2 separate regions of the Homo sapiens genome follow, and region 2 is linked to region 1. The links are chromatin loops, found by intact Hi-C in ENCODE. Cell type or tissue: endothelial cell of umbilical vein. All regions are shown on one strand. Each heading gives the region's core, and the rest is flanking DNA. Links, peaks and the distances in the headings are about the cores only. Region 1 overlaps EHBP1 (EH domain binding protein 1). Region 2 overlaps EHBP1 (EH domain binding protein 1).

Region 1 (16,402 bases), core at 3,895-11,894:
CACAAATTTTATTAAAATATAAATATATTCATTGTGTATATAAAATATAGCTATTATATACAGTATACAATTTAATAGCTATTACAATATGCAATATTACATATACTGTACAATTTATATTGTATATATGTATAAATAAAAGACATACACATATATATATATCATGTGTTACTTAATGATTGGGATACATTCTGAGAAATGTGCCATTAGGCAGTTTTGTCATTATATGAACATCTTAGAGCACATTTACACAAAGCTAGATGGTGTAGTGTACTACACGACTAGGTTATATGATATGGCCTATTGCTGTTAGGCTACAAACTTTTACAGCATGTTACTGTACTGAATACCACAGGCAATTGTAACACAATAGTATTTGTGTATCTAAACATGAAATAGGAGGGAGGTCAAGGTTGCAGTGAGCTGTGATCATACCACTGCATTCCAGCCTGAGCAGCAGAGTGAGACCCTGTCTCAAAAATGAATGAATAAATGAATGAATGAATGAAAAGATACAGTAAAAATACAGTATTGCAATCTTATGGTACCACCATCATATATGTAATCTGTCATTGACTGAAACATTATGCAGTACGTGACTATGTATATTAATATAAACAGATGCGCACGTGTGCACACAGATGCACATGTGTGTGCGCACACACACATTTTAAGGAAAACATTAAGTAGTAACAGAGTTAGGATTCAAACCTAGATCTAATTGACTCTATAGTTCAGGTATGTTCTTAATCCCAATGCTGAGTCCTTTTCTTATGCTTTATACTGTGAACATAACTTCTCCCTCATGGCAGTTTATATATGATTTAGTTATATTAAATTTACAGAACTGAATTGATTTTCACTTGTTTATAACAAAATCAGCCATAGGAAGAAATTGCATGGCTAAATCATGCTTTCCTATCTGTGAGAAATTGCCTGAATAAAAGCAGCCAGACTTTTTCATTCTTGGACCAGCAAAATGTATAGGAGCATAACAGACCTACAGAGGAATGTCTCCCAGCACTTTGATTTCTGATTTATTCTGGTTTCGTTTGTTTAGTTTTTAGGAACTATTGTGTTCCTTCTTTTTTTTTTTTTTAGATGTTATCTCACTTTGTCGCCCAGGCTGGAGTGCAGTGGCATGATCTCAGCTCACTGCAACCTCCGCCTCCAAGGTTCAAGCAATTCTCTTGCCTCAGCTTCCTGAGTAGCTGGAATTACAGGCATTTGCCACCACACCCGGCTAATTTTTCTATTTTTAGTAGAGATGGAGTTTTGCCATGTTGGCCAGACTGGTCTCAAGCTCCTGACCTCAAGTGATCCACCCGCCTCAGCCTCCCAAACTGCTGGGTTTGCAGGCGTGAGCCACCACTCCCGGCCTATTGTGTTTTTTTTCACTGCCTATATCATAATCATTAAACCTGGAATTTCTTTCTCTCTACTACTCTTTGATTTACAACTACCGTAGTAAATTTAAAATAAATAATTGTAGTACGGGCTGCTGGTCCAAATGAGGCACTTATAGAGCCCAAATGCTCTGTTATGGAATAGAATTTTGCATATTTTATTTGCTGTTTTTATAGGCAGATAATCATACAGTATCCCTTTGTGATTCTAGCAAACTCGGCATCACAATATATTAAATTAATGGCTACAGACTACTCAAGGCCCCAAAAGGAAACATCAGGGATATAAATATAACCTGCAAGCATCTCTAGTTTGCTGTGCCCTACATCTTTTCATCCTCTTTACTCTTCTCTAATGACATAACAAGGAAATTTTTCTGAAAATGGTGCTTTAGTTTAGGGTCTTGAATTTAAACTTATGCCCCTAGTTAGTCTTATGATCCTCATTTTACATTGATTCACTGAAAGCTAAAGTTGGTTGATTTGGTCATTTAAAAATATGACAATTCCTGGACATGCATATCTGCATTGTCTACGATAGTGGTTCTCAAACTTATTGGTCTCAAGACCTCTTTATGCTCTTAAAAGTTTTTAAGGAGGTAGAGGATTCTGAGAAAATAACGGGGTAGCAAGCACCAGGAATCTCTCTCCCAACCGAGACAACATTTGCACTGGCAGAATCTGCCAGATGTAACTATTTTGGAAACCTGGGGTCTATTGAAGCCTTCCAGGAGAGCCCTTAGATAGTAATTGTAGTCAATTTTGGTCGGTTTCAGCTCTTAGCTCAGCAGTGGCTATCCATCCCTGATTCTCCAGCTTCATGGCAGGCAGTCATGTAGGTGTTCCTGGAATAGCTTGCACAGAGCTTGTAGAAGCCAAGGTGGGAAATAAGGACCTTATCTTTCAAATATCCGAAATTTGTTCTCTTATTGCTGATTGCTGCCTCTGATACAGAAGTGCAGGCAAAGAGGTGGTGGCCATTGTTGCTGTACTTCCCTCTTTTTGGTGTAAGCCCCTGTCTGCTCTTGCTGATTGAAGTGACTTCCGGGGGACTTAAAGGGCAAGCACCTTTTGTTTTTCTCTTCATTTATCTCTTTTTCCCCTTTTGGGAGACAGGCATTGAAGACTAGACTATTCAAAAGCAACCATATATATAGGGGAAATTATGAAGTCACTGTGTTTGTCCAGGGAAAGGCACAGGTACAGAAAAGACCTGAGATGATTTTAGTTTGTACCTCAGACTAATCCTCAGTACAGGAACCACCTACAATTTTTTTTAAGCACAAACAAATAACAGGTGGGGAAAGGGAAGAATCTGATTTCTAGAAGGGAATAATGACTTTTAGAGTTATCACATTATTAGATTCCAATGTCTGTTTTTTAATGAAAAGTCATAAAGCATACAAACAAACAGAAAATTGTGGCCCATTCAAAGGAAAGAAACCAAGAGGAACTGTACCTGAGAAAGATCTAATGTCAGATCTACTACACAAAGACTCTAAAGTAGTGTTCTAAAAGACACTCAAAGTACTGAACATATGGAGAGAATTTTATAAAAAGAGATACCTGAACCAAATGGAAATATTAATAAAGAAAAAACTTTAAAAGAAATGAAAAAAATTCTGGAACTGAAAAGTACAATAACTGAAACAAAAAAATATTCACTAGAGGGATTCAAAGGCATATTTGAGCAGGCAGAAGAGAGAATCATAGGACAATAAAAGTTAAGGTTGAAGAAAAGGGAACACAGCCTAAAGTACCTGTGAGACACCATCAACTAAACCAACATACACATTTTGGGATTCCCGGGAGTGGAAAAGACAGAGAAAGGGAGAGATAATATTTGAAGAGATAATGGCTAAAACTTCCCAAATTTCATGAAAGACATGAATGTAAACATCTAAGATTAACAAGTTCCAAGTAGGATGAACTCAAAAAGTCCTACACTAAAACTCATTATAATCATTCAACACTGTTGAATGACAAAGAGAATTTTGAAAGCAGCAAGAGAGAAGTGACTCATCAGAAAGGATCCTCATATCAGCAGATTTCTCATCAGTAACTTTTGAGACCAGAAGGCAGTAGACTGATATGATATATTCAAACTGCTAAAAGACAAAAAAACTGCCAACCAAGAATCCTATATCTGAAAAAAACTGCCCTTCAAAAATGAGGGAGAAATTAAGACATTCTCAGATTAACCAAAGCTAAGGGAATGTATTACAACTAGGTTTGCCCTGCAAGAAGTGCTAAATGGAATCCTAAATGTTGAAATGAAAGGGTATTAGTAACCCAAAGACATGTAAAATAATAAAGATCCCAGAAAAGGTAGATAGGTGGGCAATTATAAAAGCTGGTGTTATTGTAACAATGGTGTAAACATAATTTAAGAGATGAATGCATTAATTTAAGAGATTCAGGCATATTCTGATTAATCATATTTTTTTTTTCTTTTTTTGAGACAGAGTCTCTCTGTGTCACCTGGGGTAGAGTGCAATGACGTGATTTCTGCTCACTGCAACCTCTGCCTTCTGGGTTCAGGCAATTCTCCTGCCTCAGCCTTCCGAGTAGCTGCGATTACAGGCATATACCACCATGCCTGGCTAATTTTTGTGGGGTTTTTTTAAGTAGAGTTGGGTTTTCACCATGTTGGCCAGGCTGGTCTCGAATTCCTGACCTCAAATGATCTGCCTGCCTTGGCCTCCCACAGTTCTTAGATTACAGGCATGAGCCACTGCGCCTGGCCTGATTAATCATAATTAGATTAATTAATGCAAAATTCTGTTTGGATAAACAGTGTGTAAAGATGTAATTTTGATATCAACAGCTAAAAGGTTATTGATGGAGCTATTAGAAGAGAAGCTGTTAGAAGTTACTGAAGTTAAACTGGTATGAATTCAAATTACAGTGTTATAATTTTAGGATGTTAAATGTAATCCAAAGCTGGGCATGGTGGCTCATGCCTGTAATCCCAGCACTTTGGGAGGCTGAGGCGGGCGGATCACTTGAGCTCACAAGTTTGAGACCAGCCTGGGCAACATAGCGAAACCCCATCTTTACAAAAAATACAAAAATTTGTCAGGCATGGTGCATGTGCCTGTAGCCCCAGCTGCTCAGGAGGCTGAGGTAGGAGGATGGCTTTAGCCTGGGAGGCAGAGGTTGCAGTGAGCCAAGATTGCACCACTGCACTCCAGCCTAGGAGACAGAGCCAGACCTTGTCTCAAAAAAGAAAAAAAAAAAAGTAATCCCCATGATAACCACAAAGAAAATAACAAAAGAACATACGCTAAAGGAAATGAGAAAGAAATTTTAAAATTTCACTCTGGAAAAAAAAAATACACACAAAAGAAGGCAATAATGTAGGAAATGAAGGACAAAAAAGACTATGAGGCATACAGAAAACAACTAGCAAAATGATGGAAGTAAGTCCCTTCTTATCACAAATTACAGTAGACCACTCGACAATGTAGGGATTAGGGATACCAACCCCCATGCAGTTGAAAATTTGTGTGTAGCTTTTGTCCCCATGTAAACTTAATTACTAATTATCTACTCTTGACCAGAACAGACCCATAACATAAATAGTCAAGGAATACATTTTGTATGTTTTATGTATGTATACTTTATTCTTACAGTTAAATGAGCTAGAGAAAAGAAGATGGTAAGAAAATCTGCCAGGCGTGGTGGCTCACGCCTGTAATGCCAGCACTTCGGGAGGCTGAGACAGGTGTATCATGAGGTCAGGAGTTCAAGACCAGCCTGGCCAAGATGGTGAAAACCCGTGTTTACTAAAACTGCAAAAATTAGCCAGGCATGGTGGCAGGCACCTGTAATCCCAGCTACTCAGGAGGCTGAGGCAGGAGAATCGCTTGCACCTGGGAGGTGGAGGTTGCAGTGAGCGGAGATCGCACCACTGCACTCCAGCCTGAGCGACAGAGCAAGACTCCGTCTCAAAGAAAAAAAATCATAATGAAGAGAAAATATATTCAGTATTAAAGGTCTTTGTCCTTTTCATCTTTATGTTGAGTAAGCTGAGGACAAAGAAGGGTTGGTCTTGCTGTCTTGGGGTGGCAGAGGCAAAAGAAAGTTCAAGTATTAGTGGACCCACACAGCTCAAACCCATGTTGTTCAAGAGTCATCTGTACTTCAAATGGATTAAACCCTCCAAAGGTAGACTTTGGTGGAATGGGTGAAAACACGTGATCTAATAATTGCTGTCTACAGGAGACTCACTTTGTATCCAAAGACACAAATACGTTGAAAGTGAAAAGACAGAAAAGAATAATCCACGTAAATAGTAACCAGGATGCTTATACTAATATCAGACAAAATGGACTAAATTTAAAAAGGTTATAGGGAAGATGCAGGAATGACATCAGCAAGATGGCAGACTAGAGACACCTGGCATTCATCTTCCCTACAAGAAAGAATAAATACAAGGAATAAATAGCCAAGATTTGACAGGAGTGTCAAAGAAAGAGCAGTGGAGTACAGCAGTGGAGTGGAGAAACACCTATGGTGATAGGAAGTCCAGGAGGGCAGCATGAAGGCAGCCAGTCTCTGCAGTCCTGTCTCCCTTCCATTCCTTAGGATTTAATCAACCTGGAGTCAGGAGAGAACTTCTTGTTGTGGGTAACAGGTAAGCAGAAGATCTCCATTAACCCCCATTGCCACTGCAAACACCTTACAACAGTATAGTTGTTACAACAGGAGAATCCCACAGTCTCCATTTGGATAGCTACCAGGAAATCATGCAGCTGCATTGCCCCAGTTAAGAGCATAAGGTGTGCACTCCCCATACTTCACCCACCTCCTATGAGCCAAGCTCCTGAAGCATGGTGACATCTTGAGACCAGGGACACCTCTGAAGTGTGCCCTTCTCTGGGGGCACATAGTCACTGCACCTGTCTAACACTGGGGCTCCATCTTCATTCCTCCAAACCTACACCAGTGGCTGAACACCACAACCTCAGCAATACAAAATCTGGACCCAAGATTGGCTATGACATTGGTCCTGCAAAGCATGAAAACCAACTCTCACTACCCTCACTTCCAGCCAGAGGAACAGCCTGGCAGTCTTGCCCAGGGTGAACCTACCCATGAGCTGGCCAAATAGCCACATGCCCATCTTCATAGGGGAGAGGCCCTCAAGCCTCTGAACAGCTGACATTCTCAGGCTGGCAGAGCAGCTATGTGATTGCACCCTGAGAAATAACACTGAGGTGCCCCACCCTCTACAGAAAAGTCCCTGACCTGCCAATTGGCCCCATGCCCACAGCAAGAGCCTGAGAAACATCTCTGCAGGCTGGCCCTGGCAGAAACACTCCCAGGTCATCCAAGCAGCTTTGCACCCATGCCCCAGGAGTGAGAAGTAGCTCTACATGCTGCCTCTGGCAAGGAGCTCCCAGGCTGCCTACACAGCTATGTGCCAGCATCCCAGGCCTGAGAGGCAATCTTAGGAGCATAAGGTGTGCAGTCCCCATAACCCACCAACCCTCTATGACCCAAGAAACACTCCGAGGCCTAAGAAGCAACTTTGCAGTTCACCCCTGGCAGGCATGCCCCAGACCAACCAAATAGCCTTGCACCTGTGTACTAGGACTGCAAAACAGTCCTGTGGGCCACACCTGGCAAACACACCCCCAAACCAGCTGACTGCATCATGGCCCTGAGAAGCAACTCTGCGATCCACCTCCAGTGGACACATCAACAGGCCAACTGAGCAGCTATGTGTCTGTGTCTCAAGTCTGAGAAACAGCCTCATGGGTCCCTACCCAGTAGACACAACCTAAGGCCAGCTGAACAGCTTGTACCCATATCCCAAGCCTGAGAAACAGCCATCCTGTGGATCGCCCCCAGCAAACATGCCTTTAGGCCAGCTGAGGAGCCATGTACCAGCATATCATGCCTGAGAAACAGCCCCACAGGCAACCCCTGGTGGGCATACCCCCAGGTTCAATGAACAGCCCTATGCTTGTTCTCCCAGCCAAAGTAACCTATGGCCACAGGAGAAGCAGTAGTAAATGGCAAGTTTATAGCAATAAATGCCTACATCAAAAAATGAGGAAGAGTTCTAATAAACAACCTAACAATGCACTAGAAAAGCAAGAGCAAACCAAAACATTGTAAAAGAAATAATAAAGATCAGAGCAGAGATAAATGAAATTGAGACTGAAAAAATACAGAAGTTCAATGAAACAAAAAGTTGATTTTTTGAAAAGATAAACGAAATCAACACACCATTAGCTAGACTGGGAAAAAAGAGAGAAGACCCAAATAAATCAGAAATGAAAAAGGAGACATCACAACAGATACCACAGAAATACAGAAGATTATTAGAGACAACTATGAATGACTTTATGACAATAAATTTGAAAACCTAGAGGAAATGGATAAATTCCTGGACACATATCTACCAAGATCAAACCAAGAAGAAATAGAAAACCTTGAATAGACCAATAAGTAAAAAGATTGAATCAGTAATATAAAGTATTCCAACAATGTAAAGTTCAGGACCAGATGGCTTCGTTGCTGAATTCTACCCAACCCTTAAAGAAGAATTAATACCAATTCCTCTCAAACTACTCCAAAGAATGGAAGCAAAGGGAATCCTTTCCAATTCTTTCTATGAGGCCAGCATAACATTGACATCAAAACCAGCCAAGGATACAACAATAAAAACCCACTACAGACCAGTATCCCTGATGAACGTGGACACAAAAATCTTCAACAAAATACTAACAAATTGAGCGCAACAGTGCATCAACGATGGCAATAGAAACTCCACCATGACCAAGTGGAATTTAGCCCAAAAATGCAAGAATGGTTCAGTATACACAAGTCAATAAATGTCATACATCACATCCATAGAATAAAGGATGAAAACCATATGATCATCTCAATAGGTATAGAAAAAGCTTTTGATAAAATTTGACATTGTTCATGATAAAACTCTTAATAATTAGGTATAGAAGGTTAATACCTAAATATATAAAGGCCACATATGACAAACCCACAGCTAACATCTTACTGAATGAGGGTGAAAGCTTTTTCTGTCAGAAGTGGAACAAGACAAGAGTGTCTACTCTTACCACTTCTATTCAGCATACTACTAGAAGTTCTAAGGAGAGCAATTAGGCAAGAAAAAAAAAAAGGCATCCAAATTGGAAACAAGTCAAATTGTCCCTGTTTGCAGATGACATAATCTTATATGTAGAAAAACCAGAAGCATATATTCAGGGGAAGTTGAATCTGTGCTCTCAGGAAATAAAATGTTATTATTAAAAAAAGACATAAGAAAAATCTAAAGACTGTACCAAATTACTCTTATAACTGATAAACGAGTTCAGTAAAGTTGCAGGATACAAAATTTGTATATTAAAATCAGTAGTAGTTTATACATGAACAATAAAACTAGCTGAAAAAGAAATCAAGACAGCAATCCCATTTACAATAGCTCCCCAGAATTAATTTAACCAAGGAGGTGAAAGACTCTACATGGAAAACTGCAAAACACTGATGAAAGAAATTGAAGAGGATACACAAAAATGGAAAGTCATCCCAACCTCATGGATCAGATGAATATCATTAAAATGACCATGTAGCCCAAAGCGATCTACAGATTAAATGCAATATCTATCAAAATACCAATTACATTCTTCACAGAAATAGAAAATAAAAAACAGAATTTATATGAACCCACAAAAGACCTCAAATAGCTAAAGCAATCATGAGCAAAAATAACCAAGCTGGACGTATAACACTACCAGACCTCAAAGTGTATGACAAAACTATTCTTACCAAAACAGCATGGTACTAGCATAAAAGCAGACACATAGACCAATGAAATAGAATAGAGAACCCAGAAATTAATTCACATATCCACAGTGAACTGATTTGTGACAAAGACACCAAGGACACTCATTGGGGAAAGATAGTCTCTTCAATTAATTGTGCTGGGAAAACTGGATATTCTGGAACTAGACTGCCACCTCTCAAAATGGATCAAAGACTTAAATGTAAGACCTGAAGCATTGAAACTACTAGTAGAAGACATAGTGGAAACACTTCAAGACCTCAAACGCATAGGCAGCAAAAGCATAAATAAACAAATGGGATTACATCAAACCAAAAAGCTTCTGCACAGCAAAGAAAACAGCAGAGTGAAAAGACAACCTACAGAATGGAAGAAAATATTTGCAAACTACTCATTCGATGGAGGATTAATACCCAGAATATAAAAGAAACTGAAACATCCCAATAGCCAAAAAACAATTGAACTCAAATATGGGCAAATGACCTGAACAGATATTTCTCAATAGAAGACATACAAATGACCAAAAAATATATTTTTTACATGTCCAACATTACTAATCATGAGGGAAATGCAAATCAAAATCACAAAGAGATATCTCTTTCCAGTTAAGATGGCTATTATCAAAAAGACAAAAACAACAACAACAAAAAAACAAATGCTGGAGAGGATGCAGAGAAAAGGAAACTCTTAGATACTGTTGGTGGGAATGCAAGCCACTATAGCCGCTATGGAGAACACTATGGAGGTCTCACAAAAAATAAATAGAACTACCATATGATCCAGCAGTCCTCCTACTACTGAGTATTTATCCACAGAGAAATAAATTATTATATTGGAGATATCTACACCCCCGTGTTTATTGCAGCACTGGTCATGTTAGCCAAGATATAGACTCAACCTATTTGTCCAAAAACAGATGAATGGTTAAAGAAAATGTGGTGTATATACGTCATGGAATACTATTTAGCTAGAAAAAAAAGAATGAAATCCTGCCATTCATGGCAATACAGATGGAATTGGATGATATTATGTTATCTGTAATAAGCCAGGAAAAGAAAGTTAAACACTGCATGTTCTCACTCAAATGTGGAAGCTAAAAGTAAAAGTTGATCTCATAGAAGTAAAATGTAGAACAGAGGATACTAGAGGCTGGGAAGGCAGGGGAGGTGGTGGGGAGAGGAGCATATGGAGAGATTTGTTAAAGGATACAAAATTACAGCTAGATAGGATTACTCAATTCTTGTGTTATATACCACTGTAGAATGGCTATAAGTAACAATAATATAGCTACTTAAAGCTATATATTATTAGGAGGATATTGAATGTTCCCAGCACAAAGAAATAATAAATGTTTGAGATGATGGATATGTGAAATACCCTGATCTGATTAGTATACATTATATGTATCAAAACATCACCATGTTCCCCTTGAAAATAAACAATTATTATTTGTCAATTAAAAAATAAAGTTACAAGAGACAAAGGACATTATATATTAAGAAAATTTTCAATACATCAAGAAGATATAACAGTTAAAAGTATTTGCACACCTAATAACTGACCATCAAAATATCTGAAGCAAAAATGGCCAGAATCGGAAGTAGACATACACATACTTGTACAATAATAGTTGGAAACTTCTATACCCCACTCACAATAATGGATAGAAGAATCAGGTAAAATTAGGAAAGTAGAGGACTTGGACAACACAGTATGTGAACTAGATCTAACAAACATACAAAAAACTGCGCAACAACAGAATGCACATTTTCCCAAATGCACATGGGACATTTCCTGGATATATGTTAAGCCACAAATTAAGTTACAATAAAATTTAAAAGAAGAAACCATGCAAAGTATCTTTTCTGATAACAACATATGAAGTTAGAAATCAATAACAGATGGAAAACTGAAAAAAAATCACAAATATGTGGATTTTAAACTACACACTTGTAAATAAACAATGGATCAAAGAAGAAATCACAAAAGACTTAGAGAAAAATGAAAATAAAAACACAGCATACCAAAACTTCTGGGACACAATGAAAGCAGTGTTTAGGGGGAAATTTTTAGCAATTAACACTCACATTCAAATACAAGAAAGGGAACACCCCTGTGGTTAGAGGTTGCTGGGGTAGTGTAGAGGGCTGAGAACAACCTCTGAACCTGAAAGTGTCATGCCTGTTAGATAGTACTCTGTTTTCTTACCTGTCTCCAGCCCTCATGCTTTATCTGTGCTAACCCGATGGCCTAGCTTTTCCTAGGGAGGCGTTGTCCTCTGCCCTAAGGTGACCAAAAACTTTATTCTGCTTGTAAGGCTGTGTGGTGGGAATCAAAAAGTAAGTACTCACCCTCCAAGTCCTTTCTGGTGGCCTCTAGAAAAGACTGGCCTTAATTTTATCAACACTACCTCCAAGTTTGACAATGGCTGCTTGTAGACTATAACAAAGAGGACAGCATTCATGGAACCACTTAGGAAAGAGCAAATTGTAATGGAAGATGCAGCTTAATGTCAAGAACATGTTGTATAGCTGATGGGATCTTATTAATATTATTTTCCAGTGGGAAAAAAATAAAAATAAACAAGAAAGATCCCAAATTCAGCTACCTAATGTTACAACTTAAGGAACTGGAAGAACAAACTAAACCCAAAGCTAGAAAAAGGAAGGAAATAATAAAGATTAGAGCAGAGATAAACAAAATGGAGACTAGAAAAACAATTGAGAAAATTAATGAACCCAGATGTTGATTCTTTGAAGAGATCAACAAAATTGACAAACTTCAGCTAGATAGACTAAGAACAAAAAAAAAAAAAAAAGAGAAAAGGCTCACTTTAGTAAAATTAGAAATTAAATAAAGTGGGGACATTACTACCTATTCCACAGAAACAAAAAGGATTATAAGAAAGTACTAAGTAATTCTACACCAACAAATTGGGTAACCTAGGTGAAATAGACAAATTCCTAGAAACAGAAGACCTACCAAAATGAAACCATGTGGAAATAGAAAATATGCATAGAGCTCTAATTCGTAAGAAGAATGAATCAGTAATCAAAAATCTCCCAAAAAAGAAAAGCTCTGAACCTAATGGCTTCACCAGTGAACTCTATCAAACACTTAAAGAAGAACCAACACTAATTCTTCTCAAACGTTTCCAAAACATTGGAGAGGGAATACTCCTTACCTCATTATTTGAGGCCAGCATTATCCTGATACCAAAGCCAGACAAACACTACAAGAAAACAAAACTGCAGACTAATATCCCTATGAACTTTGCAAAAAATCCTCAATGTCATACTAGCAAACTAAATTCAGCAACATATTAAAAGAATTACATACCACAACCAAGTGGGATTTATGCCTGGAGTGCAAGGATGATTAGACATATGTAATCAGTGTAATACACTACATTAGCAGAATGAAGGAGATAGTACATGTAATCATCTCAGTCAATCCAGAAAAAGCATTTGATAGAATTCTATACCCTTTCATGATTAAAAAAAAATTAAACATACTAGGAATTAAAAGAAATTACCTAAACATGATAAAAGTCATATATGAAAAACCCACAGAAAATATCATATTCAATAGTGAAAGACTTCTATGATCAAGAACAAGGCAAGGATGCCCTCTCTTGCCAGTTGTCTTCAACATAGTATTGAAAGTCCTAGCCATCACACTTAGGCAAGTAAAAGATGTAAAAGGTATTCAAATCAGAAAGGAAGGCATAAGATTATCTCTGTTTGCTGATGAGAAGATCCTGTATATAAAAAACACTATAAAGATTCTACAAAAAAAAAAACTGTTGTAACTAATAAATTCAGCAACGTAGCATGATACAAAAACCAATCCGTTGTATTTCTATATACCAACAATGAGCAATCCACGAAGGAAATTAAGAAAGTACTTTCATTAACAATAGCATCAGCCAGACACAGAAGCTAACACCTGTAATCCTAGCACTTTGGGAGGCCAAGGCAGGAGGATTGCTTGAGCTCAGGAGTTCAAGACCAGCCTGGAAAACATGGCGAAACCCCCATCTCTACAAAACATTTTAACAATTAGCCAAGCATGGTGGCATGCACTCATAGTCCCACTACTTGAGAGGCTGAGGTGGGAGGATTGCTTGCGCCCAGAATGTCAAGGCTGCAGTGAGTTGTGACCATGCTGCTGCACTTCAGCCTGGGCAGCAGAGCAAGACCCTGTCTCAAGACAAAACAAAACAAAAAAACAAAAACAGTAGCATCAAAAAGAATTAAATATTTAGGAATTAACTTGATCAGGAAGGTAAAAGACTTGCACACTGAAAACTATAAAACATTTCTGAAAGAAACTGAAAAAGGCAGAAATAAATGGAAAGATATCCCGTGTTCTTGGCTTAGAAAACTTAATATTGTTAACATATCAATACCACCCAAAGATATCTAAAGATTTAATGCAATTCTTATAAAGATCCCAATAATGTTTTTTGTAAAAATACAAAAATCCATGTTAATATTCATTTGGAATTTTAAAGAACCCAGAATAACCAAAAACAAGCCTCGAAAAGAACAAGAGTGGAAGACTCACACTTTCTGATTTTAAAACTTACTGCACAGCTACAGTAATCAAGACAGTATGGTACTGGCATGAAGACATATAGACCAACAATGGAATAGAGAGTCCAGAAACAAACCTCTGCATATAATAAGGTCAGTGATTTTCAACAAGAGAGTCAGGACTATGGAGAAAAATGGAGAAAAGACCATTTTTTCAACAAATAATATTGGAAAATTAGATGTCACATGCAAAAGAATGAAGTTGGACCCTTACCTAACACCATATACAAAAAGCAACCCAAAATGGATTGAAGACTTCAATGTAAGGGCTAAGACCATAAATCTCTTAGAATAAAACATAGGGCAAAAACAAAACATTGGATTTGGGAGTGATTTCTTGGGTAGACACCAAAGGCACAGACAGCAAAAGAAAGAAGACAAATTAGACTTCATGAAAATTTAAAACTTTTGTGCCTCAAAGAACACAATCAACAGAGGGAAAATATTTCTTGCCTACAAAATGGGAGGATATTTTAAAATAACATATCTGTTAAGAAGGGATTTATATCCAGCATATATAGGAAACTCTTAAAACTTAACCAAAAACCAAACAACCCAGTTCAAAAATAGGCAAAGGCCTTGAATAGATATTTATCCAAAGAACACATACAGATAGCCAACTAGTATATGAAAAGATGCTCGACATCACTAATTATTGGGAAATACAAATCAAAACCATAATGAGATACCATCTCACACCCATTAGGATGGCTACTATCTTCAATCCCCAAAGAAAAATCAGAAAATAACAAGTATTGGTGAGGATGTAGAAGAATTAGTACCCTTGTGCACTGATGGTGTGAATTTAAAATGATACAGTGCTGTGGAAAACAGTATCATGATTCCTCAAAAAAATTAAAAATAGAGTTACCATATGATTCAGCGATTTCACTTCTGAGTATACAGTAGCACCTCCACCCCATTATTTGTGGCTTCAGTTTCTGAAGTTTCAGTTGCCCATAGTCAACCGTCATCCAAAAATATTAAATGGAAAGTTCCAGAAATAATTCATAAGTTTTAAATTGTGCCTCATTCTAAGTAATGTGATGAAATCTCACAGCATCCCTCTTCTTCCGTGCAGGATGTGAATCATCCCCTTGTCCAATGTATCCATGCTGTATATGCCACCTGTTAGTCACTTAGTAGTGGCTGTTGGGATAACATCTCAGTTATCCAGTTGAAAAAGCGAAGTATGATATATAGACAGCTCAATACTATCCACAGTTTCAAGTGTCCCCTGGGGGTCTTAGAACATATTCCCATCAGGTGCAGTGGTTCACACCTGTAATCCTAGCACTTTGGGAGGCCAAGGTGGGAGCATCAGTCAGTCAGGAGTTCAAGACCAGCCTGGCCAACATGGTGGAATCCCATCTCTACTAAAAATATAAAAATTACCCAGGGATGGTGATATGCACCTGTGGTCCCAGCTACTTGGGAGGGTAAGGAAGGAGAGTCACTTGAGCCCGGGAGGTGGAGGTTGCAGTGGGCCAAGATTGTGCCACTGTACTCTAGCCTGGGTGGCAGAGCGAGACGGCATCTAAAAAAAAAAAAAAAGAACATATTCCCACAGAGAAGAGAAGACTACTCTGTACCCAAAATAATTGAAAACAGAGTCTAGAAGGGATATTTGCACACCCATGTTCATAGCAGCAGTATACACAAAATCCAAGAGGTGGAAGCATTCCAAATGTCCATTGATGAATGAATGGAGAAACAAAATGTGGTATATATCTGCAGTGGAATATTATTCAGCCTGAAAAGGAAGGAAATCTTGTCACATGCTATGACATGGATTAATCTTGAGGACATAATGCTAAATGAAATGAATTTATCACAAAAAGACAAATACTGTATGATTTCACTTATATGAAATCAAGATCACAGAAACAGAAAATAGGATGGCAGTTACTAGGGGCAGAGACTTGTTTAATGGATATAGAGTTTCAGTTTTACAAAATCAGAAAGTTCTGGAGATCTGTTTCAAAACAATGTGAATATACTAATACTATTAACTGCATACTTAAAAATGGTTAAGGGCTGGGCATGGTGGCTCACACCTGTAATCTCAGCACTTTGGGAGGCCGAGGAGGGCGGATCACTTGAGATCAGGAGTTTGAGACCAGCCTGGGCAACGTGGCGGAATCCCGTCTCTACTAAAAATACAAAAATTAGCTGGGCATGATGGCATGAGCCTGTAATCCCAGCTACTTCGGAGGCTGAGGAAGGAAAATTGCTTGAACCCAGGAAAGGGAGGTTGCAGTGAGCCAGTCATGCCACTGCACTCCAACCTGGGTGACAGAGTGAGACTCCATCTCAAAAAAAAAAAAAAAAAAAGGTTAAGATGGTAAATATTATGTGTATTTTACTACAATAAAAAGAAATTATTAAAAAGTTATTGAGGAGCCCAAATAACTTCTGTTTATGTGAGTTATACCTATTGCTATTTACAATATTAGAAATTAACACTGAGAAGTTTTTAAATTTTATTAATTTATTTAAAATTATATTAAACTATATCACATATTAACATAAATAATATAGTATTTTCATGAAAAATGACTATATTTTTCAAAACAAAAACA
Region 2 (16,402 bases), core at 4,525-12,524, 130 kb before region 1:
TTTTGAATTGCATGTTATCTTGTGTGTTTTCTAAGAGCAGTTCTTGATTCCTGTCTTCAAAACTCTAAGGGACCCCTGTAGCCTGTTGAGTAGACTGCTGAAAGTTTTAAATAACTGAAAATACGTTCTCACTTTAACTGCTATGTTCCTTGTTAGACCGCAGGCATGGCTGTATGACATAAACCAAATATTACTGGCTGTATTTCATAGCCTTGCAAGTTTTCATTAGCAATAGGAAATGAATCTGACAAGACGCTGTCTTTCTTTAAGTATGTGCACTATTATTGCTTATTTTCAGAAATAAGCTCCTATCAGTATAGTCATGATTTTTGACTGATAAAGTTTAGTTCCCAGTTCTGCTGCCGTGCTTGAATTATACTTAATAAATATCATTTGATAATCTGCTGACATAAATACTAATTTTAACAATGGTTCTAAAGTTATATTTTATAAATATACTATGCAGGAAAAGAAATCCCTGAGGATAGAAAATACAAAACAACAATTAATATGGATACTCCTGTTGCCCCTCCTGCACCACCCCACACTGCACCGCTGCCCCCCCCCCCCACCCCCTTGCTCCATTAATGTGTTCTTTCATAGAGGCGTGGCAAGTTTGTCTATATTGAAGAAAGCCTATCTGGAATAGTCATTTAGTGTAATGCTGTTTAGAGTATTATAACCACTTGATGGCACCCTTTGATTTGGTACAAACCTCATTAGCCATAGCACAGTGCAGCATAGTAGTTGTAATGGAATAACACATAAGAACTAAAGACTGCAAGGTATCTGGTTAATGTAGAGATGAAATGAATGCAATAGCAAGGCTAAGCTTTCCTGACCCTTCATGAAAGAATAGATGAAAAAAGGAAGAATAAGCTATTGTGCCAAAGGGAGATGATGAAATTCAAGATCCACACACATAATCTCTGGCTCAGCCTCTGAAATGTTAATCCCTGGGTAGAATTATTTGAGCTATAGATTGCAATTTATCATCAAAATGGCACTGTGTCAAACAATACTTTTTATATGTGTGGTGTTTAGAACTATCCAATTTTAATATAAAATGGTTCACAGAGCACTGGCTAATATTTAAGTAGCAACTCTTTAAGGTTGTGATTTGGGGGAATGGAGTAGGATGGTTTCTTTACATCAAAATATGAATTGTGTTTTAGATAGAAGGCTTTGGGAGAATTTTTTTCTTTTTCTCAGTGACAGTTTATTTTTAATGCCAGGAAAAGGGATTTTTAAAGAATGCCTCTTTTAAATTAAGTGGTTTAGAATTGTTTTCTTTCATAGACAAATGATGTTTTTGTAATTATACAATAATTCTGTAATTTTTTCTAACATTGCTTAAAAATATGCTAGCTGATGAAATGTTATATATTTAAAGGTTTATGTGGTCTTTCCTATTCCAATATAAAATATTTGTATGTTTTCTCTTATTTAAATCACCCAACTTCTGCCCACTAGGGAGTGGAGTCATAATTCGTATGTGTTGTGATGTTTTTTCCCTTAAAACCAAATTCTTCCAATTAAAAGAACTAAACTTTGATAGTATAGGTGGAGGGGTGGGTATTGCATATGTCTATTAATCTGTCACTCTGAGTAATACTCATGTTATGGACTTTTCCTGTGTACCAAAAAAAAAACCCTGTTGTTATTTTCTAGAAAATTAGGAAACTTAAAATAACCCTGTTTCTGGAATCTAGAAGCTTGAAATTCCAGTTTAACTATATATTTTTCCTTTAAACTTTATCATACTAATTTATAAGAGGCTTTTTTTGCCTCCTTTCACTTAAGAAAAGCAATTATTTTCTGTTATTACTAAGAAATTATTTTACTTAATTTTGTTTTTATATTCTTCTTACCTGTTTCTGAAGGTTTGCCAATAAGCTTGATCTTTAACAGAAACCTATATTTAATTTACACCTAATAGATCATACCATTCCAGTACCTTCATTACTAATTGCAGATGTTGAAGGCATGCTGTGACCCTGTTAGATGTATTAGATGCTGTAGCACAAATCTATGAAACGCCACTCATCTGTGCATGAATAATTCTGTGTTACCATATTTTAGCTCTGGTGGGAAAAATATTTGATTTACTGGTGGTAGGGAACATGAGAGGAGTCACTGTGAAAAGCATATGTCCTGTGAAAATGTCTTGTCTTTGGCAGCTGTCTTCTTTTAGTGATCATGAAGAGTTAAACCTTAGATCCAGAGTCACACCTATGGAGACTAGAAGTTGTGCATGTTTGAGATATTGCTGGCCCTTTATAATACCCAGTCATCAAGAACAGATAGTATGGAGTAGTCTTTTGGCTGTTGCCATTAATAAGAGTGCTCTGTGAGACTGCATAGCCATTTCAAATTGTTTTTGGAGGCAAAGGGTTCAGAATGTACATTAGGAAGACACAAACACATATATATGTAGTAGAAAAAGACCTTGGAATTCCTAACTTGGTAAAATATTACAAAGTTGCTTCATCTATTTACGTAATTACATCTGCTGACGTTTTAATTTAAATGCCACCTAGAAAGTTGATAGAGTTAAGTTTAGCTGAGTGTTTTAAAAATGTGACTTTCTCAACTATGTAACACTTCTCCACCCACCCACCCACCAAAAGGCCTACTCCCTGCTTTCTGTTTCTGAGGACAGAATGTTATAAAGGACGGTTAGTGCCTCAAACGTGCACAACCTCTGATCTTCAGAGGTCTGGCTCTGGATTTAATTCTTAACTATTCATGATCACTTAAAGATGACAGCTGCCAAAGTCAAGATTTCAGTAACCTTTTAAGTAAGCTCCTGGTTCCACACGGAGTGCCAATGCATACATCTTCCAACCCACTGCACTGGCAGTCTCATACCCAATGCTGAATACAGTGTTCCAGCCTGGTGCCTTTCAGCACACACAAAACTGATCAATGTCCAATTTTATCCAACCACCCACACTAAATATGAAACCTCGTGATGCTGTCACAGATGCCTGCAGGGTAGCACTCCTGCAAATTTTAAAAAACATGAGATTGTTAAAACAACTAGGAAAAACCCCTTTCTGATGCCAGTTACCTAAAACTTACTTGTTTTTGAAGTAGCACCTTTAGTTTTCTATATGATGTCAGCGAATATAATTTGTTGAGAAAAATGTTTCTTACACATTGTTTTTCCACATCCTCCTAGTTTTATAGGCCTTATTAAATAGTTTCAGTGAGCCAGTCTTTGAAATAAAGCCCAGGTGAATATTTATATTTCCACTGTAGCAGCAGCATGCATTCTTGATGATTGACCTTTACCCTGACATAATGTCGTCTTGTGACATTGAATGAAATAAATGAAGAAACTAGTCCTTGGCTTGATTTGTATTGGCAGAAGAAAGCAAACAGAGTGGTTTGTCAGGTTGCTAAAAACGTCAAAATACAGTTCTGGGACAATTTCTAACACAAAGGTTTTTTGTTGTTTGTTTTGTTTTGTTTTTTAAATAATGTGTGGGTGGTTGGATGTTCTTTGAAAAAAGCACACATTTGAAAGGAAATTGAATTCCAGCAGTACCTGTATCAGATAATAATAGGAAGTAAATTGTTTCCCTTTATTTGAAGTTGCATTTTATTAGTCAGATGCTTGTTGGTGGCATGTTTAAACATTAAACATTTAGAGAACTGCACAGCTTTACAGAAAATAGTGTTACTTTATATAAGGATTATGTATTATTAAAAGAAATAAGGCTCTACTCCTATAAACACTTGTTGTGTTGTAACTTTAGTAATCATTAATTTTAAATAATTTTCGTTTCTACATGTAAGTTATACACGGTATAACAGAACTCCATTTGAAAAGTAAGGTCTAAAATATTTTTGTGTAATTCTCTTGTTACTTTATAGATTTTGGCTTTGCAGACAAGTTGACTATTTCCACAAGAGGTACCCATCAATGAAATATCCTGTTTTGTAGATGTTAGTGTTTATACCATTATTAAATGAGTACAACCCTATTCAATTATTGTCTCTTGTGTTTTATCTTGAAAGCATTGCTTTCAGGCAGTTAATCTATTTCAAATTAGTGTTGTAATATTTTTGTTGTTTTAAGTTATAACTCACTATTATGTTATTCCATAACCTTAAAACCTAGTTTCCCAATATAGATGTGGGTTTCTGGATTAAAATAATCAAATCACAGAAATTTAGAGCTAGAAGAAAACTTAGAAATCATAAAATTCTCCTTGCTCATTTTCAGATAAGGAAACTAAGATATCATCTGGTAACTAGCCCAAAGTCATATTGCTAATGAGTGGTAAACTATTCATTTTCATTCATTTTCTTCACTCCCAGACTGAGGTTCTATATACCAACTTTAAGTAGTACATGTATGTGATAACATGCTTTTAAATGTTTGCTTTTTATGCTTCTTCAAATAGTTCTAGAAAAATTGAATTTTTTAAAGAAAAAAACCATTTGTAATGAAAGGTTTTTAAGATAAACATCAGTTTTACTGAGGTAGATAATTTGATAGTATTTAAAGAAAATAAGACCAAAACAGCCAGCAGCCATATCTGGCTTATTCATTTAAGTTCAATGCATGTGATTCCCTGCTTCAGATCATGTGCTGCATATACTAGCTACATTTTAAAATCTAAAATCCCACTTAATCATACACTTTGCTAATATTTTTGGAAAATACATTTTTGAATAATATAAGAACATTTTAGTTTCATTTTAAAAGATGGTTATTATAAAGTTTTAAATTCTGTAATCGAGTGAAAAATATCTGACGTTAAAAGTTTTAAAAATAAAAAATAGGTTATGATGTCAAGTTTGTTAGGTAACAAAGTTTGATTAAACTTTCCAAGAGAAAAATTTTAATGATGTTTTAAATACCTGTAAGAGGCTACTTTAAGTTTTCTTTATAGAATGATTACAATATATAGTTTTATATTTACAAATTAGTAAAATAAGGAAGTGTAGCAATATAATTTAGTCAAGAATACTGCCCAAATGTTATTTAGTAATATTTATAATGGTAGTTTAGATATCTAGAGATTGCTTTAAAACAGGGTTATTTTTAATGTTAATGTATAAATTTCCATCCTGGCCAAAAAATAACACTCAGCAGCAATACTTGTTCTCTTCATATCGCTAATTAATTAGAAGTTTGCTCATAAAGTGTTTCAGAATTTCTGAATACAGTTGTGTTATACTCAGCCTTCTTGCCATCCAGATACAACATTAGACACTTTGTTATATATAGGTTAAACTTGGATTAATATTGGTTTACAAGTACTACTTACAGTTATTTCAGACCTCTGCATCTACTTTTAAGGTATGTCAGTTGATACAGTTAATTAAAGTACTACATATGCTGCTGTCTAAGCCAATTTAAATAGTAGGGAATGTATTTCCAGTTATGTGAGCTACAGAATGATGGTACTATAACATGAGATCTCCCCCTCTAAGCCAGTAATGTTCTACAGTCCAGATATATTAGTGCCTTTCTTTTCTCTTCTTTTTAAATAGCTGCTTCTTGTGGAGCAGGGCTAACTCCTAGGCAGTGAGCCCAGAGTCAGATGTATTAGTGGTTCATATTCTCGTTTTCAAAACATCTTGTCTTTTTTGTTTAGTTTTGGAATGGCAGAAATCTAACTACATAATTGATTTCTGCACTTAGAAGAATGCTTTACAAATAGTAGATCCTCAATGATGTTTGATAAACGAACTCATCACTTATTTATATACTATATTTATGGATTTTTAAAAAATTTGACCTTACTCAGCTATTTAATTTTTCATGTGATAGTCTTGTATCTCTCTGCTAATTTTAGGCTGCTACTTAAAGTTTGAAAGGGTGTGTCTTTTTGTACACTCAAACAATACCCAGCAAGATGCTATGTGTTTATAAATACCCCAATAAATGGGTGTGTATCCAATTGATTTCACTCTCAGTATACTTAGAGTGAGATATTTAAGTGCTGCTTACCTACAGTGTTATTAGTTTTATGACTGAAGAAGACATCTATTGTAACAGATTCTGTGAATTAGATGTCAGGAATAGTATGCAAATAAAATTGATAGGTTTTTTTTTTGTTCTTTAGACTTATTTTTTATTAGCACTTAGTGTATCTTTAAAAATTTTAATATTTATTACACAGCCAACATAATGACAATGCTACGTATATTAAAAAGGAAAATTATCTATAATTCCATCATATCAATAAATTGATTTTAATTTAGCATTTTTCTTTCGAACATATACATGTTGTATAATTTTTTTAGGGTGCTATTTGTTTGCATTTAGGGTAGATTAAGTTCATAAATTCATTAATGTTATTACATTTCTTATTTTAAAAGATGCCTTATGCCTAGGTCATATGAGTGCTTTTAGAACTGATATTTTTGGATAGGTATAAAAGATCAATGTGTTTATTAACTAAACATATCCACAATGATTGACTTTTTTTCAACCACTCACAAAACTGCTTTGCAGGTGTGAGCTTTGAGGGGACCTCCATTTCCGCTGCAGTGACTCTCACTTTGGAATTTACTCCAGAGACAGCTTGAACTAGTGAAAATCTATAGGGCTTTGGATTATTATACAAAACCCATCATTCACCCAGTCTTTTGCAATGGTCATGTTGATTCAAGGACAGTTTTTGTGACTAGGTTCAGCGTTGAGTTTGGAAGTAGATTTCAGTGCATATATGTCAACAAGTAGATCATATAAAATGAAAGTGATGACTAGGGGTGTGTGTGGTAAAAATGAAATAAAGTTGAAGGGAACCACCTGGGATTGCTCAATTTAATTTGGTGGAATGGTCTTATTACCTTTCAGGATATTAAAAAGAATAAGTCTAAATTGGCAGTGATTCTTATTTTGTAAATAATAGCTCTATGCTGCATATGATCTACGAAATAAAGAAAAGAGAAATGGAAAACACTAAGTGTCTTTATTCTCCAATGGGGAAAAATACAAGAGAGGTATAATTTAACTCCAATAGAAATAAACAATGGTTGCCAAACATGTGTTAAGAAGGAGGAAAAATAAGAGGAAAAGGAATCTGTTTTTATGTCAGAGGAACTATCTGTGAAGTTAAGGCCTGGATTTGAAGTCTTACTTGATATAGTTTTGTACACAAGTCTTAGAATGTCCAGATCATATGTGGCCAGTATTTCTTATCTTTGCTCTCCTAATTTCCATCCTTTGTTTAACTCTTTCTTTATAAGTTGTTGTCTTCGCAATTTAAGAATAAAACAGAGAGCTGAGAACTGACTTCAAATCCAGCCTTTTCTTCTCTTTTCTTTAGTGGCTGGTTTCTAAATAATCCACAGCATTTTCCCCTATAAATCTTTATTTTTCTTCACTCCACTCTGTGTTGGTGGACATGATTAGTGAAAATCTACTCAAAAGTCAGTCACAATATGGTTAAATTATATTCCTGGTTTTGACTGCCTGCACCCTTAAATCAAAATAGGTGTTGTGAGAAACAAAATTGCTACAACTAGTATTTCTTGGTAGCTTGATAAATAGTTTTATTTAGAAAAGTGATTTTATAAAAATTATGAAAAGATAGAATAGACAGCATTTTACATTTCTCACTAACTCTTCTTATGTATTCATATATTAAGTAAACTTTTCTTCAAACTGAATATTGTTTTTAATCATTGTACATGTGAAAAGTAAAAACACTTTAAGTGACTATGTGTCAGATTAAATTTGGGTACTACTTTCAAATACCCTAAATTTGAGGAACTCCTTTTGCAATATAACTTTTTATTCTGATTGCTCAAAATTTATGTTTTTTAAAAAAGTCTCTATATTTAAAAATTAGATAAAATAATCATGTTTGCTTATACCATATTTACTATTGAATCTTCTTTAAACTTTTTATCATCTTACTGAAATTAAAATACTAAACAGATAAGTCACAAAGCCTATTTTTGGATAAAGAGAGAAAGGTATTCAGCATTTTTCTAGTTTCTAAAAAGGTGGAAAAACTCTACACTTCAAACTACTTAAATGTTTTTATTGTTTGTGAGCCTAAAACATGTATAAACCCTTTCTTTTACCACGTGTGTATTTAAATAAGTAACACTTCATATCTTCTCCATATAAAGTGAAATATTTCCTTAACACTAACACAAGTTGGTTCTCAGCCAAACCAAATAGAAGAATGAATGCTTTGTTAATCATTCGTAACTAATGTGTGTATACACAGAAAAAAAAAATCAAATCTGTTTTTGACATGAATCTTTTGATGGAATTAGCAAAAGAAAAAAAAAGGAACTTTTTAGCACAGGTCAAGCCTCTTTTAATTTATGAGCATAAAAGTTATTTTTAAAAAATCAATACAGGCACATGGTAACAAATCCAACAGTATGGAAGAACTCGTAAGGAAAATTAACATTCTCCTGCCTCTTCCTTCCTCCCTCCATCCTACCCCATTGTGGTAGTCTCTTAATTGCTTCAGATTCTAGTTCTTCAGTGGTTTCATCCATGGTTCTAGTTTTATATATTAATAATATGATTGTACTATATTTCATAATTATTTCATGATTTATCAACTTAGGCAACATTTATTGAATCTCCTATTCAGATTGTACATGGGTGGCTGGGAGCATTTCAGAAATTTAAGTAGGTATTCTCTGCTTATTCCCTCAGTCCAACTCCTTTCTCCATAAGGTTCTTAAGGCATCAGTACAGTATAGTTCCACTGTACCCACCACTGTTCACACTACCTCTAAAACTGGCTTTACTCTCATGCTCTTCACTGTCTATGCTTGCTCTCTGATTCCTTTCCATTTTTTCCCTTGTTAATAATATTTGCCTCTTTTTGTATTAAAATTGAATAAATCATAGATTAAAGTTAGGGAACTTGTATACTTTTCCTTTTAAAAATATACAAAATGCATTTTAAAAAACATGTATAGCCCAAAGTAATTGTATTTTGTTTTGTTTTAATTTTCCCCCTGTGGGTCAGTGTTCCTGGATTTCCTGCCCTTCCTTAATAGATAATAGCCTGAAGAAAAAATTTTTGACTTTAAAAAACTGAAAAGGCAATCATAGTATAAATTGGACTTGATTTTATGCTCTAAGATTGTAACATTGTTCTCACAGAACTCTTTAATATGAAGAGAAATAATAAATTTTGTAATGTCAGACTTTTCTGCCCTTCTGCCCCTTCTGCTTGGTTCAGCTGGTCCTTTCTATTCTTTTCCTAATAAACCTCTTTAATATAATTTGTCCTTGCCCACCATCTTTTGCTAGGAGATAATTCCAATTTAAAATGGTAATCAGGATAAAAATGGAGCTTGGCATTTAATTTTAGGACTTTACTTTTACTAGAATACATCAGTTACTTCTAGAGATTCCTGTACTGACTTCAGTCCTTTTTACAGAGCTTGTTTGGGACTCTGCCTAGAAATATGCATAAAACTGTGTGACACTGCCTAAGTCTTCCTTTTCAGCATTTTATGAATTACCTTTGTTAATTTATGTTACTGACAAAATTGATTGCACCTCTATGGTTAAGTCAGAATTTCTGCCTTCAAAATAGGGGTATTAGATTGTGGATCAAGATGACTAGGTTATCATCAAATAGGTCACCTTTTAATACACAATAAGAGCTGACTAGTAATGTTTTATACCTTCCTTTTTTCATTTAACCATATACATGGATACTTTTTAAGAATGCAAGAAATACACTCTAAAAGTTTTACTGTGTCTTAATTCTTTCCACACATAAAACGTAATTTTGATTGTTAAGATTTTAAAATGTAAAATTTTAATCATGAATGCATCCTGTTTTATTCAAAGTTCCAATGCAGCTTAATACTTTGACTTCCATAGCATATACCATTTACAAAACACTTCCATGTATTTAATGGTACTGGATTCTCTCAAAAACCCTATAAATAAAGCCTGTGGATTGTGTGTTGTTCATTAATGGTTTAATGAAGTTTAAATTTTTATCTTAAACACCTCTTTCCATGACTTCTGACTTTTTTTTTTTTTTTTAAATTTCTAAGACCAAACAGAGGCAGATCTTTTTCTTTGTCTCCTAAGTTCTCCCTCCTCCGTAGGCCCCCTCTCTGGAAACACACACACATATACACTGTTTTAAAACCCAATGAATAAAAGTACAGTGGTTTTATCTTCCCTAGCTCCCGTGAAACTTTGGAGCCCTATGAAAGGATCCTATTCTGTTGTTATAAAGAGACAAGCATTTGGGAAAACCTTACTAAATTATTTCTTTTTTGTCCTATCCTGTGAACATATCCTGACTGGTAAAATATGAACATGTAGACATCAAATACAAATTTCTGTTTGTTTGTTTTTTAAATGTTCAAATACTGCTTACAGTTCTGACTCTTAGCTATGCATGGCTTTTGTGTCAGATTACTTTGCGTGCAGCAACCTGGTGGTAGTTGTTGCTTGTATTATAATTTGAGCACCAACAGCATACTGGATGCCACACTAGACACATCCCAGCCCCACGGGCACCAGTTGATTGGCAGAAAGCTACTCCCATAGAGTGGTAATAATTGCAGAAAAGCAAAAGGAACTGAAATGAAATTTTTATCAATAGTTAACCTGAAATAACCCTTGCTAGATAATGTTCTCCAAGTAAAAGTCTATTTAAGGCTTTAGTTCTCAAAGATACTACCTGTTAGTGTACTTATCTTTGCTACTGTGTTAATGAATAAATAAAAATACGCCAATCAAGTGTACTGCTATAGTATGTGAAGAGCCAAGTTCATTGTACACTTCAACACAACCTTTTTTACTTAATAGGCAAACTTTTGCCTGTTAATTGTGGATGGAGGATACCCAGGCATGAGCTCTTTTGGGCCTGCATCTATCTTTTTTAAAAAACAAAAAACAAAAATACAAAACTGTAAATGAAAACAGTAGTAGAACTGTTGATAGGATTTGAATTCCTATAGCTATCTATGCCTTGATAAACTTACAGCATGTTTAAACTTTCTGGGTCTAAGTTTCCTTCTTCATCTGTAAACAGGGGTAATAGTACCAGCCTTAACTATTTAACAAGGTGTCAATGCAGATCAAATAAACAAGAGTATCAAACTAGGTAACTAAACAAATGATAAAAATGGCCATTAACTTTCTAAGTGCTGTAAGATCAAATGGAGTGAAAATAGATCATTTTTTAAAATAAGGCATATCTGGAATATATGGAAATAGGGAAGGAAATATAAGTAGAATTGAAAGATAATTTTTGTTTCACAGAAAAATAAAGGCCGGGTGTGGTGGCTCACGCCTGTAATCCTAGCACGTTGGGAGGCCGAGGGAGGCGGATCACTTAACGTCAGGAGTTTGAGACTAACCTGGCAATTGTGGTGAAACCCCCGTCTCTACTAAAAATACAAAAATTAGCTGAGAGTGGTGGCGCATGCCTTTAATCCCAACTGCTCGGGAGGCTGAAGCACGAGAATCGCTTGAACCCAAGGGGCAGAGGTTGCAGTGAGCTGGGGTTACGCCACAGCACTCCAGCCTGGGTGACAGAGTGAGACTCCGTCAAAAAAAAAAAAAGAAAGAAATATCTGTAGAAATCTCAATTCTCTTTTCCTGTAGACTGTTAGATACAGTCAGTTGTCTGCCTCTTTAGAGACTAGTATACTAGTTGTGGTGGTTTAAGAGTGTAGGCTCTGGACATTTCCTACCTGTGTGATTCTGAGAAAGTCGATGAACTTGGCTTTTACCTCAATTTACGTATCTATAAAATGAAGATAATAATACACCTATTTCATAGAATTTTTGTGCATTAACATGTGCTTAGAACAGCGCCAGACACATGGTAAATTGTCATTGTAATTTGTGTTTTTTTTATCTGACTTAAGCAGTAGCTAGAGTTATAGAAATTCATGCTATAGGAAGGCCGGGAGCGGTGGCTCAAGCCTGTAATCCCAGCACTTTGGGAGGCCGAGGTGGGCGGATCGCGAGGTCAGGAGTTCAAGACCAGCCTGGCCAACATGGTGAAACCCTGTCTCTACTAAAAATACAAAAAATTAGCTGGGCATGGTGGCGGGCGCCTGTAGTCCCAGCTACTCGAGAGGCTGAGGCAGGAGAATGGCGTGAACCTGGGAGGCGGAGCTTGCAGTGAGCCGAGATCGTGCCACTGCACGCCAGCCTGGGTGACAAAGCAAGACTCCGTCTCAAAAAAAAAAAAAAAAAAAAAAGAAATTCATGCTATAGGAAATGTCACATGGTGTCTCTAGTCTTTTCTATATGTGAGACATAGTTTTTAAGCTTTCATATTAGATACTCTAAAGGAAAGATGTATGGTTAGAGTTGGTAGTTTATACAACTTTTATAGGGAGCTGTGTAGTAGATGTTCCATACAAACCATGTTATTCATAATTACATATTGAAAAGGTTCCCTGTAACCAGGTACATTATCTATATGAAATGTTAGTAATTTGAAATGTTGAATCTTGCATTTTAACAGTATTTGCTGATTTTTATCTGAAAATATTAATTGGTCTTTATGTTACCTCTTTTTTGCACACTGTATTTTAGAGAATTATACTGTAACTATATATGACTGTTCAGTTTTAAATTGTAATAGTTAATTATGACTTTTAAACTTCGGAAAGTTTAAAATATTTTTATCACCCTGGAGCTGAAAAGTACTTTAAAAATCACCTGCCTACCTTCCTGCTCTTAGACAATGCTGTGCCTAAGACATCACAGAAAGCTATGGTAATTACCTATATGATTTTTTTAATCTAAAGAAAGAAGATCCTACAAATTGCCCTGAGGCAAGCTCAACACTACACAAATATTTAAGTATTTGATTATACTGGAAACTATGAAGTTGGGGCATCAGTATGAGGACCTGAATACCTTCTTACCCTCGCCTTTGAATTACCTATAGGGGGAAAACAACTCTTTAAAAAACAACCTAATCTACTCAGTACAAAAGCAAGTATGGCACCAGAATATGAAAGTTCAAGGAAAAAAAGCGTGTACTCTAACAGTGGTGTTTTATCTATATCCTTCAGGTAATTTTGGAGTTGGGCATATAAGCTGCTAGAATACCTACCTGGAGGAGGAGATGAAATGTTCCATGTGGCCACCTTGTCTCCTTTAGAGACTGTCACATTCAAAGTATATTGACCACATTAAAAGTACTCGTGGTAGAAAGCAAAGGTGCTGTTTCGTCACCTAAAGGTGAAAACGTGCTGTCTGGAACTTCGAAAAACTCAAGTATTCAATAATTTTTATGCCAGTCATGTCCAGCCCATAATTGGGTCTTTCGTCTCCACCTCTCTGCATAAACTGAATGTCCCTTGTCCTTTTTTGTAGTGATGGCAGTGATGATGCTTGAATTTTGAAGCCATAAATGTGATGTGTTAACCCTAAATGGTCCTCATGTATAGGAGTGTCCTTGAAAAAAATCTCATCTACCTCATGATTTAATATGATATAGTGTCTCTGGCAGTAGATAACCCAGCTTTTCTTTCTTTCTTTAATGTTACTTGTAACAAAATCTTTAGTCACCAAATCTAGTGACTCTTTAAAGAATGTTAATATCAGAAAGGTTTTTTGTTTCCTTTTTTTAATGGTGAGAGGGCAGTGGTTTTTAGTTGCATAGGATAAAAATTCCAGGACTGTATCCTAAGATTTGCTGGTTAAATAATTATAAAGACCATTGGATTGTGTTTTATACTGGCAGTTGTCTGGAGACTATATAAACTGTATCGCTGGGAAGAAATGTGGATGTAGTTGTTGTGAAACAGCCTAAAACAAGCTAGTGATTTATAAATCTTAGGGTTTTTGTTCTATTTTGTTTTTGGCAAGAGTGGTGGTCAATGAAGCATTTGAAGGTGTTTCTCTGCAACCTTACTAACAGATTGTAAAGAAATGACCATATCCTGCCACATATAGGTGTTTTTCAAACAGATGTTAGTATGAAGACACAAAACAATGTATTACAACCTGTTCTTTAATGTCTATGAAAGAAGCTTTGAGTTCACTTTCATTTTGGGCATACCAACCATCACCCTTCATGAAAGGCTTAGTAGAACTAGATGAGATCCACAGCATTCACAGGGTCACTTTCAGTTATCCTTTTAGTCAACATTGGACAAGAAGAAATGCTTCCAAACCAATGACTAGTTAGTTACAGGACTATTAAGGAATCAACCCTGGGCACCACCTCTAAGAGAAAAGTTACAGACCTTGCTGGATTTTTATATCCTGTTTATTCAAAGGTTTATAACTATACAATATTTTATCTAATTCACAATTTTTTGATGATGTATTTTAATTTCACCAGTGAAAGCCCATTTCTAACATTCATCTTGTTAACCACTAAGCTATTCATTTTACCAATAAACCTCACTTCTGATATTCACTATGCAAATTACCGATGTCTCAAGTGTTGATCACGATAGGGATAAAAGAAGTACTTGTGGTCGCTGCTTCTGGAGTATAGCCGTCTGATACAGTGCTCCCTTGACATGGCTCCTCAGTTAGGACTGCTGACTGCCTCTGGAGTTTGAAGTTTAACTAACTGATACATTTATATCAATCACACCATCTATACTGAAGTGTTGTGAGTATATTACAGACATCATGACAGGACTGTTGCTAAACACTTGAAATGGTGGAAATAATGTAATACATCCCTTCTTTCAGGTGGTTATGTGTTTAAATTTTTTTCAAAATGCATTTGATCAACATTTAAAAATACGTGCTTTCAGTTCACTTATTTATTGATACTCTTCATGAGAGAATTCAAGAGCTAGATCTGGCTTTTAATTTTTTTATACAACTCTTAGTAAATTTATTACAAATACTTAAAATCATGCTTACATGTCTGTAATTAAGTAGCATAATTAAACTAAATTTTGTTATTTGTAGCCATTTCTGTTTCATAGAGTTTGTATATTTAAATTTCACAAGCAAGTTGGTTTGTTGTATATTTCTTAACTAGAGACCAATTTCACTCATTATCTTTATAGAATAAAATTTGTACATTCATTCACCAATTTATTAAGCATCTCCTATGTGCTGAGATTTGTACTAAAAAATATAATTCCCAAACTTTAGTGTGCATTGGACTCATCTTGAGAATGTTAAATCGAAAGTGAAATCTAGGACTCTGCCTTTTAACAAATATCCCAGGTGCTGCTGATGCAGTTGGTCACAGGATATACTCTGAGGAACGCAGCCCAAGAGATAACTGTTTAACCACTCTGAACACCTTCCTAGAAAAGGCTCACAGCCTGTGGAGGCAAACAAGAAAACAGAACTAATAACTGATATCATATAGGATCAGGTGCAACGAATTCTAACTCTGGCTGAGGAACTTTTTAGAATATTTGATACCTTAACCCATGGTTCTCAATGAATGTAGTGGTGGGTAGAGTGTGGAACATTTTTTTCCCCGGGGGAATATTTGGCAATGTCTGGAGAAGTTTTTGAGAGTCATGTCTTGCTGGAGGAGGGGCAGGGTATGCCACTGGCCATCTAGTGGGTAGAAGCCAGGGATGCAGCTAAACACTCTATGATGCATAGGAAAGCCTCTCACAACAAAGAAGAATTTAGTCCAAAATGCCAGTAGAGCTATTGCTCAGAAATGTTGTCTTAGCTTATTTTTCTGCCTCTCACCTTAATGTCTGTTGTTCCCCTTCCCCATACACACATACTTTTGAGAAAGTTACACAGTTTTAAATAAGAATAAATGATGTTAAATATGAATAGATGATTATTATAAAAGATATAAACAATAAAGAAACGTATAAAGTAACAAAATGAAAGTTCTCCCTCACCCACACAGTCCTAGACATTTAAAATGATATTACACACACATATGTGTATTTAAAGGTTGTTAGGTTTCTGTTTTGTTCTTAAATGGGATCATACTTTTTTTTTTTTTTTTTTTTTTTGAGACAGAGTCTTCCTCTGTTGCCCAGGCTGGAGTGCAGTGGTGCAATCTCGGCTCACTGCAACCTCCGCCTCCAAGGTTCAAGAAATTCTCCTGCCTCAACCTCCCCAATAGCTGGGATTAGAGGTGTGCACCACCACGCCCAACTAATTTTTGTATTTTTAGTAGAGACGGGGTTTCGCCATGTTGGCCAGGCTGGTCTCGAACTCCTGACCTCAGGTGATCCGCCCACGTTGGCCTCCCAAAGTGCTGGGATTACAGGCATAAGCCAAAGTGCCCAGCTATAGAGATCATACTTAACATGTTGTTTTGTGACTTGCTTTTCTTCCTTCACAGTGTACAATTGCTGTACAGTGAGTGCCACGTTAGAGTACAGATGGATGTACTGTAATGATTTAACTGTTCTTCTGCAGGTGGATGTTAAGATTGTTTCCAGTTTACTTGATAGTGTTATGAATAGCACTGCATTGGGCACAGAGTGAGACCCTGTCTCAAAA

The links. Hi-C counts contacts between places; a loop is a spot of excess contacts. Peaks named below come from ENCODE experiments on the same cell type or tissue, not always from the same donor. Only the 100,000 strongest peaks of a DNase experiment are listed, where the experiment ranks them.
Region 2: it touches region 1 in a loop (2.1-fold over the local background); 3 of 110 quality-filtered maps call a loop at or near these places.

What each region holds. Positions count from the first base shown.
Region 1 is chr2:62,916,817-62,933,218 of GRCh38, forward strand. The region is part of intron 10 of EHBP1 (EH domain binding protein 1); the gene reads left to right. Among named protein-coding and RNA genes, the nearest start is that of EHBP1-AS1, 120 kb to the right of the region's middle. In endothelial cell of umbilical vein, for the core only: no CTCF peak of the experiment used is centred there; no DNase peak of the experiment used is centred there.
Region 2 is chr2:62,786,837-62,803,238 of GRCh38, forward strand. All of the region lies in intron 5 of EHBP1 (EH domain binding protein 1), which reads left to right. Among named protein-coding and RNA genes, the nearest start is that of EHBP1, 89 kb to the left of the region's middle. In endothelial cell of umbilical vein, for the core only: no CTCF peak of the experiment used is centred there; a DNase peak (open chromatin) is centred at 8,155.